2 separate regions of the Homo sapiens genome follow, and region 2 is linked to region 1. The links are chromatin loops, found by intact Hi-C in ENCODE. Cell type or tissue: mammary epithelial cell. All regions are shown on one strand. Each heading gives the region's core, and the rest is flanking DNA. Links, peaks and the distances in the headings are about the cores only.

What was found. Peaks named below come from ENCODE experiments on the same cell type or tissue, not always from the same donor. Only the 100,000 strongest peaks of a DNase experiment are listed, where the experiment ranks them.
Region 2: it touches region 1 in a loop (4-fold over the local background); 2 of 110 quality-filtered maps call a loop at or near these places.

What each region holds. Positions count from the first base shown.
Region 1 is chr2:107,630,492-107,640,953 of GRCh38, reverse strand. It overlaps LOC105373539 (a long non-coding RNA gene), which reads left to right. Exons shown (of 5, transcript XR_001739634.2): 4 at 1,487-1,511; 5 at 2,175-2,486. Among named protein-coding and RNA genes, the nearest start is that of LINC01885, 93 kb to the right of the region's middle. RefSeq lists an enhancer at 6,156-7,355. In mammary epithelial cell, for the core only: no CTCF peak of the experiment used is centred there; a DNase peak (open chromatin) is centred at 4,853.
Region 2 is chr2:107,711,847-107,722,308 of GRCh38, reverse strand. No RefSeq gene overlaps it. Among named protein-coding and RNA genes, the nearest start is that of GACAT1, 37 kb to the left of the region's middle. In mammary epithelial cell, for the core only: no CTCF peak of the experiment used is centred there; no DNase peak of the experiment used is centred there.

The sequences.
Region 1 (10,462 bases), core at 3,523-6,022:
CAGGAGGCAGAGGTTGTAGTGAGCCAAGATCGTGCCATTGCACTCCAGCCTGGGTAACAAGAGTGAAACTCCATCTCAAAAAACAAACAAAAACAAACAAAAAAAAAATATGAGACTAACATTAAAACAGACTTACAAACCATGGAACAGAGTAGGGATCCCAAAAATAAACTCAAACATAGATGGTTAAGGTATTTGACAAGGGTGCCAAGAATACACAATGAGAAAATGACAGTCTCTTCAACAAGTATGGTTGAGAAATTAAATTTCCACATGCAAGAGAATGAAATTGCAACTTTATTTTACACCACAGAGAAAAGTCAACTTAAAATGGGTTGAAGATTTTAACATAAGACCTGAAACTGTAGAACTCCTAGAAGAAACGTATGGGAAAAGTCTCATGGCATTGGGCTTGCTAATAATTTCTTAGATATGACACCAAAAGCACAATGAACAAAAGCAATATTACATAAATGGGACTACAGCAAACTAAAAGGCTTCTGCACAGCAAAGAAAACAATCAACAGAGTGAAGAGACAATGAACAGAATAGGAGAAAATATTGGCAAACCAGATATCTGATAAAAGGTTAATATTCAACATATGTAAGGAACTCATACCACTAAAAGACAAACAAAACCAAACAATCCAACTAAAAATGGGCAAAGAATCTAATTAGACATTTTCTTCTTCCAAAGAAGACATACAAATGCCCAGCAAGTATATGAAAAAAAATGTTCAACATTGCTAATTGTCACAGAAATACAAATCAAAATCACAATGAAATATCACCTCCACCTCTTGGAAAGACTATTTTTAAGGAGAAAGAGAGAGAGAGAGACAGAGAGTTGAGAGAGGAAATATAACAAGTGTTAGTGAAAGTGGGAAAAAAAGAGAACATTTGTATACTGTTGATGGAAATATAAATTGGTGCAGCCATTATGGAAAATGGTATGAACTTTCCTCAAAAAATTTAAAAATAGAACTACCATATGACCCAACAAGCCCACTTTTATGTATATTTCCAAAATAATTGAAATCAGGATCTTGAAGTTATCTGCACTCCTATGCTCATTGCAGGACTATTCACAATAGCCAAGATTTGGAAACAACCTAATTGTCCATTAATAGATGAATGCATAAAGAAAGTGTGGCATGTACATACAATGAAATATTATTCAGACTTAAAAAAGGGGGAAATCCTGACATTTGCAACAACATGAGCGAATCTGGAAGATATTATGCTAAGTGAAATAAACACAAGAGCAAATACTACATAATTCCACTTACTTGAGGTATCTAAAATAGTCAAACTCAGAAACAGAGTAGATTGATGGTTTTCAGGGGCTGAAGAAAAAGGTAATGGAGAGTGGCTGGCCAACAGGTATAACATTTCAACTATGCAAGATGATTTCTAGAAATATGCTGTACAACGTTGTTCCTATAGTTAACCTTGGAAAAAATTAAGACTTTGTTTTCTCATACAGGAAAAAATGACATAACCACTAAAAAGTAAGTAAAGTTATTTTAACAAGCAATATTTTATCAAGAAACTTGAAGCTTAGTCTAAAGACAAACATAACTAGCTAATAAAGATAATATTCTGCCAACACATATGATTAAGCTAAAAACAAGCTTAGAATAACGTTTGTGGTGATTTGCATTATTGTAATTAGAATACATGTTGTTGCTTCTCTTTCGGTAGCTGCTTAAATTTCTATGTTGAATAGTTGTAATCCTGTTAAATTATATTGTTGCATATATCTCATTAAATAGTTTTTAATTAGTTTTCATTTGGAAAAAGAATATTATGATGCTCAATGATAGAAACTGTCAAAATAATATTAATGAAGCATACACTTCATTTGTACTCATATGGGATATTAAAATTATCTGTTAATTTGTAGATAGTGATTTTTCCCCAATTTTACTTTTTACTTATTTTGTACAAAGTTGTACCTACATTGGTAGTAATTATGACAGATCAATTGTAAATTTATTTTGCGTATTTATTACATTTTTTAAAATGGATATTTCTTTCAATTGTAGTGTTTTTTCAGAGTTACAAAAATATGTCAGCAACTCTACCATATTCTACAAATTTTCTATTAGCTGGGAAGTGTTTATATCATGTACATTATAAAAAATAATAACCTAATAATCTTTTTAACTTAGGAATGACTGCTAAAGATCAGGACAAGACTTTGACCAGTGGAAGTCAGGAACAGCAAATAAACATTTTCCTCATCTCTTCCCACCATACTAACTGTCCTGAGATGCAAAAGTCCATAAGGTCTCTCCTAAGACTGTCCCACAAAATGTAGCAATTAGTTATTCTTGCTGTCAAGCAGTGCTCAGCTCATATTATACCTTATATTTTCTCTTCCTCATTCTCTGTATCACTCATCTTTTCTGTCATTTCTAGTTCCCTGTATTTTATTCCACAATATATTAGTAGCAAATAAACTTTTGTGCTTTCTGAGAAAACGGGCTAATTGAGTTGGTACCAGGATTTGATTTAGAAAGCAGAGCCTCAAGATGGGATTTGGGGATTTGGTTATTTATCATTCTGTTGCAAGTGGGAGCCCATTGCTAAAGATAAGTGGCTTAGTGATAATACCCAGCATCACAGTCATAGAAATTTGTACCTGTGAGAAAGTATACACCAGGAGATATATGTGGAAAATTAAATATTGGGATATAAAGTAACTGGAATATAAAGTGTTGAGGTATATTGGATTGGTAATGCTCAGAAGGTATGGTGACAGTGATAATATTAATAACTGTAGAATAGGCTGGCTTTCATTGACAACTTTGAAGTTTTGGGAAAAAAATATGGATTCAAGACAGCTGACTGCGAAACTAGGTCATGCTGTGAAAGCTAGTGATTCTATATGGCAGGGTTTAAGAAAGGATTAATCTCCCACAATAAGGAGCAAACCAGACTGAAAAGCAGACCCAAATTCTCATTATGAGATAGGTTCAACTCCTTATTACCTTCTTTTGTTGCACCAATTCCTTTCTCTTAAATCAGACCTTAACATTGAGAGGAGTTCCCTCAAACCCGGTGATGGTGTAGCAAAGTATTCAGCCCTAATTCACAGAGGGTGGCTTCATCATATGTTATTGCTACCCTAATATAGACTGCTGTTAAATCACAATTCTACTAAGTGGTAGTTATAAAGTAGAACGGTGAAGCAAAATCTTCTAAGTGTGTCTTACCTTTGTGTGAAAAGAGATACGGTCTAAAGCACGGATATCCATTATCCGCTTACAGTGGCAAATAGTTTGGCTAGTGGATAAGAAGCCTAGAGGAAAGAAGACTGAAAGGTCAGGAAGAAGCAAGTCTGGAGAAGAGACACATGGGTGAGCCTATTAAAAGGACACAAAGGGCCCGGCGTGGTGGCTCACGCCTGTAATCTCAGCACTTTGAGAGGCCAAGGTAGATGGATCACGAGGTCAGGAGTTTGAGACCAGCCTGACCAACATGGTGAAACCCTGCCTCTACTGAAAATACAAAAATTAGCCAGCCATGGTGACGTGTGCCTGTACTCCCAGCTACTCAGGCGGCTGAGGCAGGAGAATCGCTTGAAGCCAGGAGGCGGAGGTTGCAGTGAGCCGAGATCGCGACATTGCACTCCAGCCTGGGTGAGCAAGACTCCGTCTCAAAAAACAAAACAAAACAAACAAACAAAAAAGAAAGGACACAAAGCCTGAAGCTTTTTATGTCTCAAATTAATGCTCACCAGATGGGCAATCACCACAGGAGATGGTGTCAATAACAGGGGTCTATCCAGTGTCCACTGAATGGGTTTATAAATTTAGTTGTCTTAGTGCAAGGGATAGAGACTATTTATGGGCCCGAAAGCTCCTTTCAATCAACATTATTCTAGCTTTTGCCCCTGATAAATGTCTAATCTGCCAGATTGTCTCTACAGTCTTAGCCCTGTATATGAAGCTATCCCATGAGAAGACAAATCAGTCCTTTTGATGGCAGATCGTGACATCACATATCTATCCCTACCACATTGGATGGGATAGACGTTTGTTCTCCCTAGAGTTAACACACATTATGTATATATATACCTATCCTATTTGCAGTTATTCAACCAGCACAACAATCTGAGGTATTAAAAAATACCTAATATATTGACCGCATTTGCTGCACATTACCTGAGAAGAAGATTTATTAAACAGCATGTGAAAAAATGGTTGTATAACTAAATAATCCATTAAACTCAGCATATATCCAGAAGCAACTGGCCTTATAGCATGATAGAAAGTCAACTAAATCTTCAATGTAGGAACAACATGGTCGGGGAGAGGGGCATTGTGCTCCAGGCTGAGGTCCATGTAACAAACCAAAGGCCAGTATGTAATACAAATTTAGAATACATATGTGGAGGGTGAAGGGGTGTAAGTGGGAATGACCCATCTCACAGCAGTTACTCTCAGTGAATCTTTTTCAGAATTTATGTTTTCTGTATACTAAAACTTTAGATATAGGCAACTTCTGACCCATATATAGAACTTGTATCTGAGGGTTCTCTGGAGAAGCAATAGCATCTGTGTGTGTACGTGTGTGTGTGTGTGTGTGTGTGTGTGTGTGTGTGTGTGTATGATTTATCCTAAAAAATTTGCTTTTGTGATTATAGAGGCTAAGAAGTTCCATGATCTGCTCTCTGCAAGCTGGATACCTGCCTGGCCTGGTAGGCCATAAAGCCAATGATATAAATTCCAGTTCAAGCCTGAAGGCATGACAACAAGGAGCACTGAAGGCAGGAGGAGATTGATGTGCTGACTCAAACAGCCAGGAAGAACATGAATTCAACCTTCCTCTGCCTTTTGGTTCCAGTCCAGCTCTCAGTGGTTTGAGTAATGCTCACCCAGGTTGGGGAGGGCCATCTGTTTTACTAGGTCGACTAATTTAAATTTTAATCTCATCCAGAAACAACCTCACAGGCACACCCAGAAATGACGTTTATCCAGCACTCTGGGTATCCAGTGGCCCAGTCAAGTTGACACATAAAAATAACCATCACAGATTGGAAGTTGCCACACCGCCATCTTTACCAAAAGAAAAAAAAAAGCCCCCAGAATCTAACTTTTCCTGAACACTTTAGTGTACTGCAAAATTAGACAGATTAGTAAATCAAGAGCATTCAGATCCACCTACCTGTAATGAAGCCACTAAAGCCATAAACTAGCAGAAAGTTTTAAATGGTAATTTTGGTGAATTGCTGGAGGCTGAGAGTGGACCAGTTTGAGATTAAACACTCCTATGGGCGACAGTCTGAGGAGGTGCCTAGGAACCTTGTGGATTTTATTTCCAGTAACCTCATCAGATTCTTATGGTGAGGAGCTAAGAACTTTCCCCCTCCCTCTGTGACTCTGGCAGAGGGAGGGGTATAGTAACTCTTGTAAAATATACTGAGAAAATTTTTCATAACAAAAGACTATAAGGGAAAAGAATTTACTGGAGCCTTATCTCACATGGGGAAGGACATTATTCCCAATTTAGTACCATCTAGGCTTTAGTCTTCTTGTCTTATTCAGTGGGAGAAAGAAAAAGGAGAAATGCTATCTTAGTAGAGAAATAATTGTGAAGATCATGGCCTAGGGAAACAGACCCAGTAAATGTTTGAGATTTAATTGTAACTGTAAAGAAGGCCTCCCTTCCCTTACACCCTGTCACAACACCAGCGTGGCTCCAGCATAAAAACAATAGACTATAGGTAAAAGAGCAGCAAGACAAAGAATTTTTCTGAGGAGGAGAACTTAAAATAGCCCAGAGTCTAGAAGATAGACACAAACAAAGACACTAAAGGAATTTGAAGCCTCTTGCACCTAAGCTACTTTAAACAATAATTATACTCCAAGTCCTAGCAATAGCAAGAGTAACATAAAAACCTCTCATTGAAGTCTTCTTAGCTAACAAAAAAAAAAACAAAAATACAAAAAAAACCATGACTGACTGACATGGTTTGGCTCTGTGCCCCCACCCAAATCTCATCGGGAGTTTTAATGCCCATGTGTCGAGGGAGGAACTTGGTGGGAGGTGATTGGATCATGGGGGCAGTTTCCTCCATGCTGTTCTCATAATGGTGAGGAAGTTCTCACCAGATCTGCTGCTTTAAAAGTCGTTTAAAAAGAAAGTGGGAGCTCTCTCTCTCTCCTGCTGCCTTGCAAGACGTACCTTGCTTCCCCTTCACCTTCCACCATGACTGTAAGTTTCCTGAGGCCTTCTAAGCCATGCAGAATGGTGAGTCAATTAAACCTCTGTCCTTTATGAATTACCTAGTCAGGTAGTATCTTTATAACAGCGTGAAAATGGATTAATACATTGGCTTTCAACAAAAAATTAGAAGGCATGCTAAAAGGCAAGAAATACATAGCCTGAAGAGACAAAGGAAGCATCAGAACCAGACAGAGGTGTGATATCAATGTTGAAATTATCAGATGAAAAATTTAAAATAACTGAAACTGCCTTCGCCAAAAATATAACAGTGAGAAATTTACCATAACTGGCTCCATCTTGCTTCTAACCTCACAAGCTGCCTTTGCTCATTCCTGAACATAGGCCAAGTGAACTATTGGAGTAATATAGTTTACAGTTTAGCTTCAAAGCAAAGATAATTATAATCCCTTACCAAAACTTACTCCCTCCAGAGGTTGAAACTGCTTTTGTAGACCAATAAAATATCATCAGGATAAGATTAAGGGAGAGGCATGAATTCTGCTAAAATATAGGCATAGTTAAGTTATAACCTGCCATTGTTTTCTATCTTGCTTTTCTATAATCTCTTACTCCTCAGGAGTCAGGTAGCTGGAGTATACAAGATTTGTAACTCCCCGAATTGCTCCCATAAATAACATCAATATTGTAAAACCTAAGATTGATCTTTGGGATATTTTTCAGACTTTTGCATTCTGACGACTGACTGACTCCAGACTTATGACTCATACCAAGGAACTTACTCAACTGGCCCTGTGACTCCCATCCAGAAAATGACTCAGCAGAATGTTTTTGACACTTCTATTATTTCACCCCCCAGTGAAACAGCAGCACTCATTCCCTAGCTTCCTTCCAGACAAATTATCCTTAAAAAACCCAACCTCTGAGTTCCTGGTGAGGTGAATTTGAGAAATATCTCCCGTCATTCTGCTTGACTCCCTTGCAGTATACTCTTTCTTTACTGCAACACTACTGTCTCAGTGTATTGGCTTTATCTGTGCAGCAGGCATGTAGAACTTGTTGGGCTGTAACATAGCTATGAAAAATATATAAAAGGCTCTAATTGAAAAAGGAGACAACCTGCAAGAACAGAAGAGTAATTTAAGCAAAGCAATGGAAACCCAAAGTAAGAATCAAAAAGAAATGCTGAAAAAAAATACTGTTATGAAAATGAAAAATGTTTTTGATGTATTTATTAGTAGACTAGATATAACAAAGGTAAAAAAATTACAAAAATCAAAGACAGGTGAATAGAAAGTTTCCAAACTGAAATTCAATAATAATACTAATAATAATCATAATTTAAAGAATAAACCATACAGAGCATTTATTAGTAGACTAGATATAGCAAAGGAAAAAAAATTACGAAAATCAAAGACAGGTGAATAGAAAGTTTCCAAACTGAAATTCAATAATAATAATAATAATAATAACAACAATAATTTAAAGAATAAACCATACAGAGCATCCAAGAATTCTGAGACAAATTCCAAATTGTAACATGCATAATTGCAATGCTAGAAAGAATGGAGTAGAAAAAATATTTGAAGTAATGGTTTCTAAAAACTTTTCAAAATGGATAACCAAAATCAAGTCACAGATCCAGGAAGCTAAGAAAAACACCAAGAATGGTAAGTATTTCCTCCCCTCAAAAACCCAAAAAACAAAATTAAAAACTGAACCTACACATATATTAAACTTCAGGAAACCAAAGGTAGAAGGAAATACTGAAAATAGCCAGTGGGGACAGAGAGAGGTATGTATCACCTTTACAGGGAAAGAATAAACATTACATCAGACTTCTCATCATGAATTATGCAAGCAGAAAGAGGATAAAATATTAACAAAACATTTAAATTATTGCAAGAGAAAACAAAAACATCAAACTAGAGTTCCATATTCAAGCAAATTATACCAGAAGGAAAAATGAAGATGTTCTCAGAGAAAAAGTGCTTTGGCTAAAATCTCAGATCTACATAAATAAAGGAAGAAATTCAGAGAAGAAATAAGTGAAGGTAAAATAAAGTATTTTGTTTTATACTTAATTGATCCAAAAATAACTATTAAAATGCAATAACAGTAATAATATATTGTATAATTCTAGAATATAAATAAGATGAATAATTAGAATGTCATAAAAAAGGGAAGAATTGAAAATATTCTGTTGGTAGCAACGTTACAGGTAAAATAACGTTGTTATTTGAAGGTGGTCATAGATTAGTTTAAAACAGGGATGTCCAACCTTTTGACTTCCCTGGGCCACATTCGAAGAAGAATAATTGTCTTGGCCACACAAAAAATACAATAACACCAATGATAGCTGAAGAGCTAAAAAAAATTACAAAAATATCTCATGATGTTTTAAGAAAGTTTACACATTTGGGTTGGGCCTCATTCAAAGCTGTCCTGGGTTGTATGCAGCCAACAGGCCATGGCTTGGGCAAGCTTGGTTTATAATGTATATTGGAAACTCTCAAGATACTAGAAAAAATTTTAAAAATATAATATGTTAAAAGCAGACATAAATGAAATAACAAAACATGCCAAATTAAAACCAGAGAAGATATAAAAACAGGAAAGAGAAAAACAGAATAAGTGCAATAAATAAAAAAACATTACACATGTGGTAGGTTAACTTAAGTATTAATATATCAATAATCAATTTAAATGGTTAATATCTCAGTGCACCAAGAGAAAGAGACTGACAAAATAGACTTAACAAAAGAAAACAAACTATATGATGTCTACAAGAAACAAACTTTAAATATAAAGATTGAGATAAGCTAAAAGTAAATAAATGGAAATAGCTATATCAGGCTAGCACTAATCAAAAGAAAGCTGAAATGGTTATATCAATTTCAGACAAAGCAGGAACCAGAAAAATTTACTGGAATAACCAAGGCACTACATAATGATAAAAGGATCAATTCTCAAAGAAGACATAACAATCATAAATGTGTATGTACCTGACAACATGGCATCAAAATGTGTGAGGTGAAATCTGGTCAACTGAAGGAAGAAATAAATTCACTATTAGAATTGGAGACTTCAATGCCCCACATTCAGTATTTAATAGATAAAGTAGGCAGAAAATTAGTAAGAATATGGTTGACCTGAGAAGATCTACTAATGTATTTGAGATTTATAGAATAATTCATCTAGCAACAGGAGAATGCACATTCTTCTCAAGCTTTTGTGAAGGATTCCCCAAGATAGACCACATTGTAGGCCACAAAACACATGTCAACAAATTTATAAAAGAGAAATTTTTAAAAATTTGTTCTCAGGCCACAATTAATGTAAACTAGAAATCAAATAACAGAAAGATAACTGGAAATTCCACAAAATATTTGGAGACTGTTCATCAAACTTCTAAATAACACACAAGTTAAATATGTCCAGAGAAACTTAAAAATATAATATTTTGAACTACAGAAAAATGAAAATACAACTTATCAAGTTTTAGGATGCAATGAAAGCAGTGCATAGAGAAAAATGTATAGCATATATTAGAAAAGAATATCATATATATCTATATCTATATATATACAATCATTAGGTTGTACACTTTTTTTTTTTTGAGGCAGAGTCTTGCTCTATTACCCAGGCTGGAGTGCAGTGGCACAATCTCAGCTCAATGCAACCTTCGCCAGTCAGGCTGAAGCAATCCCCTGACCGTGGCCTCCCAAGTAGCTGAGACTACAGGCATGTGCCACCATTCCAGGCTAAGTTTTGTACTTTTTATAGGATGGGATTTCACCATGTTGCCCAGGCTGGACTCAAACTCCTGAACTCAGGTAATCCACCCACTTTGGCCTCCCAAAGTGCTGGGATTACAGGTATAAGCCACCAGGCCTGGCCCACTTTTTCAAAATATATAATCTTTATTTGTCAGTTAAATATTTAAAATATAAAAGTAGAGAGAAATTTCTAAAATTAATCATTTAAGCTTCTATGGTAGGAAATTAGAGGAAGAAGAGCAACTTAAACCTAAAGCATGCAGAAGAAAGAAAATAATAAAATTTAGAAATAAAACCACTGAAATAAAAAACAGGAAAGCAATAGAGATAATCAACACAACTAAAAGGTGGCACTTTGAATGATCAAAATTAATAAACTTCTTGTTAGGCTAACCAAGAAAGGATCCTCAATTATGATTATCAGAAATGAAGGAGGTTTCATTACTACTGATGCTACAGATGTTCAATGAAAAAGAAAAGAATACTAA
Region 2 (10,462 bases), core at 3,723-6,222, 81 kb before region 1:
TAATATTATGCAGAATATTAAGAAGATAATGGAGAGGCCAGAAAGAGCACTTGGATTTGAATTCGGCTCTTTCTGCTACTGGGTAGGTGGTCTTAAGAAAGTTTATTAAACTTTCTGTGCTTTTCTTGTCTTTTCACTTATGAGTCTGAGACAATAGTTATATATGTTCCATAGGGCTGTTATATATGCAAACATAAGGTAGTACATATAACTTGCTTGGAATGGTGTCTGACACATAATTTTTGCTATATCTTAGCAAATGCCATTGATAACAGAATATTTTTAAATATTATCTAAAGGTCAGTGCTGTGCAAGATATAGTCGATGTAAAATGAAAGATCCTTCTCTCAGAGGGCTCAGTCTACTCACTGTCATGGGAGAGGCTAGAGTGTAATCTGTACTATGCCTTACTTACATGTAACAAGATAAGCATTCAAAAAATTATAAGTGCAATAAACAAAGTATAGAAGCAGTTCAGAGGACGAGATGATTAATTTGTTCCCCTTGGGTGAAATGAGGTAGAAATGAGGAGGATTGCATCTGGAGAGAAGATGATAAATTTCCTTTGTGTCATGATAAATGTAACAGCCTTTTGGATGACCAAGAGGCAGTTGGGAAGGTAGGTCTTAAGTTACTGAAGACAGCTTGAGTTCTTTGTGAGCTCCGGTTTCTGATTCAAATGTGTTTCCAGTCCTTGATTTTTTGGACACCTTTATTATTATGCAGAATTAATTGTAAGGTGTTTGAGAAGACTGATTAATGCTAGACTGAATGTAATACTTGGTCCAAGATCCCCACAGATTGCCTTGAAAGGGCAGTCCTCACTTCTCTTATTTTCTTCCTATTTCCTGTACACCCCATACCCCAATGAGGTTGAAAAATGACTAACGTGTTATTGTCTTTCTGTTGGATACAAAGGACGTAAGAGTTCTGTGAATATTAACTTTCTACTTTATAGAGCTTTGTGCTTAGGACCTGTTCAGGCTTGTCCTTTTAATGAAACACTTTGTCCAAACACTTTTATCATTAAAAAAGTAATAATGAATCTGTTACGAGGCCACAGAAGGGGGCAGAAGGTTAATACATGTTAGAGAACAGAAAACAATTCAGCCACCACAGCCAATGAATACAGATTTCTTTTATTCTCCTTGAAGTCACCCACTATATTTTTTAACACCTTTCTCTTTTCTTCCTGAGGTCTAAATGAGAGGAGTGAAAACTGAGGCTTCAACCAGAAATCTCTATTACTTGTACAGCTATGGCAATGATGATGAATGCTTCTAGCACTAACCCAAAAGCACTGTAAGATCTTGCCAAATCATCAGAGATTAAATTCCAATCAGAAGCATGCCTTTTCTCTATTCTGCTTCCTCGGAACCTGAAAATCTACATGTAACTGCAATTCTAAAGTGATAAGATTAATTCCACAAACCACTTACATAAGTCCACCTCATCACCATATAGTCACATCTCACCTGTTATTGCTCTCCGTTAATTAGAATACTCGATTGACTAAGATAATTATATTTCCTGCCCAGGCTCAATGATGACATTTAATTTGTAAAAGAACTTTGATGATTTGGATTTTCTGATCACAGCCCGTCAATTCCTAACGTGAATGGAATCATGGAACCAGAAGGCATGTCCAGCTTGCCACACAAGAGATAGGGAGGTATCAATGTTACAGGAAGAGCAGACCCTAGAGAATATTGAGAAATTATGGGCTTTTTTTTAGGACATAGGTGCTGTAGAAAGGCTATTGGAAGATTTCTAATTTATTTTACCTACAAACATACCCTAGCCCAGTGGTAAATCATAGACTGATTATTTCCCACACTCCCAAAAAAGTACACTTCCATAAGAATACAGCATTCGGCATAAGATTTCATGGGGATTAATTGGACTGCTGAAGTTTGTACAATGACCTCATGTTGAGAACCCTTAATTGAGAGCATTCTGAATGCCAGAATTTATTAGGGTAAACAATTAAATTACACACATGTTATTCAAGGAGTTTACAGTCAATTGGAAGATACAGTAAAGTAGGCAGGCAATTATAACATGGAATGAATTGAGAGAGAATACAAGATGCAATAGGAATCTGTTGCTGAAACGGGGCAGTTCCCTGATCCCTCTTGCAGGATGTGCTAAAGGGATGTGGCTCGTCTGTTCTGTTGCCATGGCTGCCCAAACCCCTTATGGGAGGGGGAGCACGCAGACAGAGAGGCGCAGGAGCCCAACTGGGCATGTGTTACAGTGTGCTCTTTTTGCCTTGCTGTCCACAGACAGCTTGAGTGTTAACCAGCTCAGTGGACTCTGCCTTTCTGCAACGGCAGAGGGCCAGTGTGACAGCTTTCTGTATCCCAAGCTTTTGTCCAGCGTCCCAGAAGAATTGGGTCACACACAGACTTGAAGTATGAATGTGGGGATTTTATTGAGTGGTGGAGGTGGCTCTCAGTAGGATCGATGGGGACCCAGAAGCGGGGATGGAGTGGGAAGATGATATTCCCCTGGAGTCCAGCGGCCGAACTCCTCTCTGACCACCCCCAGTCAAACACCTCTCAGCGTTCAGACGTTCCTCCTCTTCTCTCTTTGCCGTGTGGTTATACCATTCATCTGCTTGTCTCCTTGTCTCGTCGTCTGCTTGTCTGCTCAACTCCTTCTGGAGCCTGGGGTTCAGAATTTATATGGGTATAAAATGGGGGGTCGTGGCAGGCCAAAAGGCAACTTTTCGTGTGTGAGAACAGAAACGCCTATTCTTATTTAGGGCCGCGGGTTTCCAGGCTTGAGGGTGGGGTCTTTGCTGGTGAACTGCCCTCTTCTACCCAGTATTTCTCTCTCTCCTGTCTGTATCATTGCAAGCAATCTTAAAGCCATCTTGGGAGACGGTCAGGATAGACTTACCAGAGGAAGAACTGCATAACAGTTACTTGAAGGATGAGTAGAAATTAGTCATGCAAAATTGGCAAAGAATGTGTCCTCTGTGGACAAAAAAGAATATTCAGTGGCCTGCCAGATGCAGGATAACACAAAATAGTGTTCAGAGAAATGAAAACAGCCCAATATGAGTAGAGCCTGATGCCTTGTAGTCAGGGGATTAGGCCAGAGGTCTGAGCTAGAACCATGTGTTTTGTGTCCTAAAAAGAAATTTGCATTTTTACCCTGAGGTCAAGAAATAATGGTTATATATTTCTTATAATATTCTAGGCTTGTTATGAAAAATAGTTTGAAGGGATAACAAGAGCAAAGGAAGCCATCCTAATTATAATGTGGTGTCTAAGAACGTGAGATATACTGTCAGGCTGTTCAAACTTAAGCCAGGCTTCGCAATTTACCAAGTGCTTTCATTTAAAGACGTTATTTAATGATTATCTCTGTGCTTCAGTTTCCTCATTTGGAAAATGGAGAAAATCATATATCCATGTAGTAGAGTTACTGTGAGATTGAATGAATTAATATGTGAAAAGTGCTTGATACTGTGCTTGGCATAAAAGCTTTTGCTTATCACCTTAATCATCAACATTATGATCAGCTGCAGCATTATGAAAGAGGGTGTCACAGTGTTTAATAAAATCTGTGGCAACCGGGATAGGGAGAAGTACACTAATTAGACAGGTGGACTTGATGGTCTCTGGCAACTGCTTAGATATGGAGGTAAGGAGGTGAGTCAAGGTGGATGCCTAGGTTTCTGCATTGAACAATTAGGTGAAGAATGTTGTCATCATCATACAGACTGAAGGGTAAGAAGATGAATTATTTACTTGCATGCCAATTTTGAGTGTACTTTCATGTGAATAAGAACAAAATACAGTTGGCTCTAAAGACATGGAGCTTGCAATCTAGATCACAGGCATTGACATATTGCCACTGATTTCTGAGTATGTTCTTCTTAAATGTCTTTCATCCTAAAGACGTTTTACACTTTTCTAAAAGTTCTCATTTGATATTTAGGTGATTATGTAGGTTACGTGAGTCAGGTGGTCATATCTGTTTTGTAGAAGGAAAAATTGAGAAACAGAGTTAGCATTTTCCCACATGACTATGTAGCTAATTGGTTAAATAATTGGCTTTTTTTTTTAAACCCTACTTCTTTTTAATTCAGACTTCTAGTCACACACTGTGTTCCCTATAATTCAGGCATCAACCAACTATTAACTAAAGTAGCCCACACTTTTAGATTCAATGGAATTGGCTCAAACCCCATTCCATATGTAGGAAGCTTCTATTCTCTCCAGAGATTGTACGCTTGGTGATATGGCTTATGGATTTTCTATTTACTATGATGCTTTTCTTCTGAATCAATTTTCTTTTATAAGTGCCATATTTTTGAAGCGAGATTCCTAACACTTTGGCTTGCTCTCTTTCTCTCACCTCTGCTTACCTCTGCTTACACCCACCCTCCACCGCCCCGAGTAGTTTTACTGTCTTCATCTTTGTTTCCTGTTAGCTAGACTCTCAGGTATCAGGTTACTGAAACACTTTACAAAGGCATTCTAGCCCCTGTTAAGAGTTGCTATTGTTTTCAACCAGACCGTACACTGTTGATAGTGTGATTTTTCTGAAACCGGTATTTTTGTTTAGTTTTTGAATAAGCTGCAAACTATGTTCATGATATTCTCTAGATATGATCACATATTAATGGAAAGGAAAAAGGTGTATACACACACACACACACACACACACACAGAGTGACACACAACATTCACCAAGTCCTGTTGGCAATACCAAATACAACCAAACGTTTCTTACTTAGAAAGAATAAGAAAATACAGATTTTCTTTTTAATTAACACTATTTAGCCAATGTTATGTTTCCTCTCTCTCCTTCACTATCATCTTTCTTATTCTTTGAACTGACCAATTGGCATCTCCAGAATAACTGAGTCATTAAAGGAAATTTGAAGGTTGGTGGAGATCCAATTAAATCCCAAATGAAAGATGAAAAAGATGTTATGAACACATAAGGCCAAACAAACAACAGCAAAAAAGCATATAGATGTATGTGCCTCATAAATTATGTCTCAAATTTCTTCCTTTTTTACATTTATCCTGTCTTCTACAGATAAAAGTAAAGCAAATGAAATATTATGAAGTATCAAGGTGACACTGTAGAAGCTTAATGATTACTTCAGAAGGATGTTCACCATAAAGATTAAGAAAATTGATTTTGTAAAATGTGATACTATTTTTATAAAAACTACAAATCTGTAAGTATGTATATCTATACTACTATGAGAAAAAAGAAACCTGAAGGGTATATACCTTTACATCAGAATGTTAACAATAGTCACCTGTTTTGAGAAGTATGATTTTTCTTTTTTATTTGTTTATCTTCATTTTTACATTTTACAATGAAAGGACTGTATCTGGAGGTGAATTATTTTTTCTAACACAGAATTTTTGTTTTTTTTAATGTCTTCAAACATTATATTGTTAGAGTTTTTTAAATCTATACATATTATGTTCCAGACATTCTCTTAACCAAGATGTCAAAATTAACATTACAGAAAATACTAATTTTATCAATGTTAATGACATCAGATGCTGTTTGGTGTGAGACACTGGGAAAGACACTGCGTTATTGTTGAAGTATTGCAGTTCTTGCCCCAAGTGCATAACTTCAATTGAATCATAAGACAAAATCAGACAAACTTATGAGGGGTATTCTAAAATGAAACAAGCTTATACTTTGCAAATAAAAAACAAAAACAACAAACAAACAAAAACCCCAAAGGAAACTTGGAGAACCATGTGACACTAAAGTGTACCCTGAAAAAAAAAAAGAAAAAGAAACGGTCTCTGTAAGGAGCAATAATGGAATAATCAGCAACATTTGAAAATGGACTGCGTGTTAGATAATAGTATTGTATCTGTGCTAAAATTTCTGAAATGTGTAACTGCACTGTGATTATGTAAAATAATGTCTTTGTTTTTAGGAGATACAAGCAAGATTATTGAGGGCAAAGGGATAGGATCTCTGTAGGTTATTCTCAAATGGTTGAGTAAAGGAGAAAGAAAAAAGCAAAGAAGAAAGAGAAAAAAGGAAGAAAGGGAGGGGAAAAACAGTTTGTGTCTTAGTTATCTGTCTTAGCTATTAGGTTGAATTCCTTGAGATCCAGGTGGGTTAAATATGAATCTTGGCTGGGCGCAGTGGCTCAGGCCTGTAATCCCAACACTTTGGGAGGCCGAGGTGGGCGGTCACCCATGGTCAGGACTTCGAGACCAGCCTGGCCAACATGGTGAAACCCTGTCTCTACTGAAAATACAAAAACTAGCTGGGCATGGTGGTGTGTGTCTGTAATCCCAGCTACCTGGGAGGCTGAGGCAGAAGAATTTCTAGAACCCGGGAGGCGGAGGCTGCAGTGAGCGGAGATTGCACCACTGTGCTCCAGCCTGGGTGACAGAGCAAGACTCTGTCTCAACAAACAAACAAACAAACAGCCATGAATTTTAATTTGTAACATGTTGCCTTGCAATAATTGATGTCTAGTCTCCCAAATCAGGACTGAATAAATTAATAGCTATTGTAACAGTGGACTTACATATTTTTCTTTTCACTCTTGAGATAGTGAAACAGAAGTACGCATCTGAATGAAATGTATAAGAATATACATAGCAGCTTTATTTATAATATCCCTAAACTACAAATAGCCCAAAAATCTATCAGTAGTAAACTAGGCAATCTGTGGCATATCCATATGATGGAAAACTACACAGTAACGAAAAAGAAAAAAATTACCTACTATTAGACATAATAACATGAATGAATTTCACAGATATATAATGCTCAGTTAAAGAAGCAAGACACATTAGTAAGAAACACAAGAATAGGCAAAATTTATACGTGATGATAGAAATAAAAATAAAGGTTACTGTGGGGGAGGAGGTGGATACTGACTGGGAAGGCTCATGAGGGAGTTTTCCAGTGTGATGTGAATGTTCTATATTTTCATCTTGGAGATAGTTATGAATGTATAACTGTGTGATGTAGAAATTCATCTCATAGTAACTTTAATATTAGTACAATTTACCAACTGTATATTATACCAAGTTTCAGCTTATTCTGAGCTCACCACCAATCCATTTTCTCTTTACTGTGTCTAGCCCAGAGACTTGCATATATCAGATGTTCAAGATATATATTTGGAATGAATAAATAAAATTGTTCCTATCTTGTACCTTATTTCTTTAGGACTCTGCTGCATGTGATAATGGATGTTAACAACTGTTATTTCTTTCTGTTAATACTTTTGGAATAGATCTAAGAATATTGTATTAATCCAAGGAGTGATCCTCGTGACCAAAAACTTCAGTAGCAAGTCTATTGGGATATGGGTGAGATTGGGGCTGATCTTTGAAAAATATCAGTCTTCAAAAATTCCACATATTGTGTTTGTTAAGTGTGATAAATCACATGCACCCAGGTGTGCAGCAAATTCAGTTATCACTTGTGAGAGATATGAAGATGTCAGCACAACATGGCACAGGAGCTGGAAGATCTTACCAAAATGAGATGTTTCCCTATTCAGAGGCCTGAGCTAACCCCAGATTTATCTGGACTGGGTAAGGATCAGCCTCCAAGAGGGTCGGGGGAGAACATGGGGGCAGCCATGAGTGGGGAATTAGACACATTCTGGAATCACAGATCAGGAGGTCCATACAAACTAAATTTTAAAATTCCAAAAACCAGGACCAGGCTTTAGCGTGAAGTTATTGGCAAGGACTAGGCAAGGAGTTCTGAAATTCAGGCAGCTAGATTTCAGTTCAAGACAGAATTAATGTCCAAGTCAGGCCCTGAGATGAAAGCCAGGAACCAGGGGCCCCATCCTGTGAGGGAGCTCAGGAGCTCTGAGCACGGTAATAACATGTCTTGTAGCCCCACGCACCCCAGGTATCCTTGGGTGACTCCGACCTGCTCCCCACTGATGTAGAGAAAGAGGGAGTTCCAGGTACCACAGTGTCAGCTTTTATTCAGCAAGGCCTTGGCAGAGTTAAAGCTCTAAGTATATCTGTCTTGTTTGAAACTGAGAGTTATAAAAGGGACAGAAAATAGATCACTGTGATTGTCACCTACACATTATGTCAATTTTGTTAATGGCCATCCTACATTACCCCAAATTACATTTTTTAATGTATTAACTTTAAATTAACTAGAACATTAAGTTACTCAGAAGATTAACTTTCCAAGACACTAAGTAATATTTAATAGTAAATGGACCTCTGAAATTATTACTACAATGATAATTTTAGAAAAATAACAAGCTAATATACCTTTTGCAGCCTATGCTTTTATAGGGATTCTTTGACATAATTTTTTTTCCATATTTAAGAACATTAAAAAATTTGCTTAATTAATTTGTAGTTTGATACTTTCTATTTTTAAAAGTAATTACCAGAGATAATTTGTCCCTTTTCTTATATTAATGAAAATATTATGATAGGATTAAATATATGGAAAAATCCAATATTCTAGTTAGAAACAAGAAAAAGCATAAAGAATATTCTCTCAGAACTTGAATTGCTTTTAAAATTTGAATAAATTTCCAACGTGTTATAGGTTTGGGGATTTAAAAGCAGGATACTTTTTAGTTGCATATATATATAAAATTTATGTTTCATAAACTGAGTTTATTATATTCAATTATAAAGATGCTTTTGTTCATAATCCAAACGTAGATGAACATATATCTTTAATATGCATATTGGAGAAAAGTATATGAACTGCAGAAATTCTAATTAATTTGGGGATTTGGAGAGTGACATTAAACTTAACCACTTTTGGGGGTTGCTCATACGGCCGTCTACCTCACCTTGGTTTGAAAAGCAAGCACAATTCATCTCTATTTGGAATCTAGTCCTAAAACCGGACAATTAATAGTCTAGTAGACTATTGCTATTTCAGATCACATGTGATTATAATTCTGCAACTGGGCTCTTTAATAGAAGAGAATAATTGGCTCATTTGGTAAATAAATCATTAGGCTTTTGGTTTTCCTTTGTGTATTTATGCAAAACCTAAGCCACATACAATTTGTGGGTATTATTGTTGTTTTATAACTAATCCTGACCTTGGCACTTCAGCCAGGGGTGAATGGCTAAGTCATCTTTGCTCTGCTCTTGTATCCTCAGCATTTCCATATCCCTCTCCTCTCCTCTCCTCTCCTCTCTCTCTGCTCCTCTCCTTCCTAGGTATGCTGCAAAAGGTCATGGTATCACGCCGTAAGTTGTTCAAAGCCCGTTACTACGCTTTGTGACTGCTCAGGTTACAAATACTTGTATTTGGCAGTCCTCTTGTTTGAGGACTTTCACTTTCTCTTTCACGTTACATTTGTTCTTGTTTCCCACTATTGCTATAGTGTATATATATTTGAACATATATAAGGCAGGGCGTGGTGGCTCACACCTGTAATCCCAGCATTTTGGGAGGCCAAGGTGGGTGGATCACCTGAGGCCAGGAGTTTGAGATCAGCCTGACCAACATGGTGAAACCCTGTCTCTACTAAAAATACAAAATTAGCTGGGCATGGTGGCACATGCCTGTAATCTCAGCTACTTGGGAGACAGAGGCAGGAGAATCGCTTGAACCCAGGAGGTGGAGGTTGCAGTGAGCCAAGATCACACCACTGCACTTCAGCCTGGGCGACAGAGCTAGACTCTGTCTCAAAAAATAAAAGAATATATATAAATAGGTTTTTGCACATTGCTTTTAGTACCCTGGGAGAAAGCCCAAACTTGTGCTGCTGTAACCATTAAAGCTGTATACTATTTGCTGTGGCATTATTTGACATCAAGTTACAAACTCTTTGCTTTGAAGGAAGAGTTCTGTAAATTATTGTTACACTCAGTAAACCTCGTTATTTAGGAGGGCAAAGAGCACCTACTCAGCCAGATTCTACACAAAGATTACCATCCCTTGTAGCGAAGCAACATGGGTTCCAGTTGTTCCTGACCTATTCTTACTAAGATCAACACTGGCCACAACTAGACTAGACGTTAAAGGAAGATGAGACCAATAGAAACAAGTGCCTAGCAATTTCTAACGTTTTACTGTGGTTGAAGTGCAGATTACACCCATCACAAGCTACACCTGGATTTTCCTCTGAAATAAAAAAGAACACAGTGTCCTAGGCAATGTTCCATGTGCAACTGAGAAGACTGTGTGCTCTATTGTTGCTGGGTGGACTGTTCTATAGGTGTCTGTAAGGTGTATGTGAGTGGGCATGAACATGCATGGTGAAATGTCACACACACGTGCACACATACATGTGTGCATACATACACATGGACAGAGCTTCTGGCCCATGAAAAGATAGCATTTTTTTCACATTTCAGAAATGCAATGAAAGTATTTTCCAATTGGATGTCTAAATTTACGCTATAATTTACTTACTTGAAATACATGTCTATTGCAAGACAATATTTAAAAGATGAGTTGCAAACATGTACTTGACTTAAGACATTGT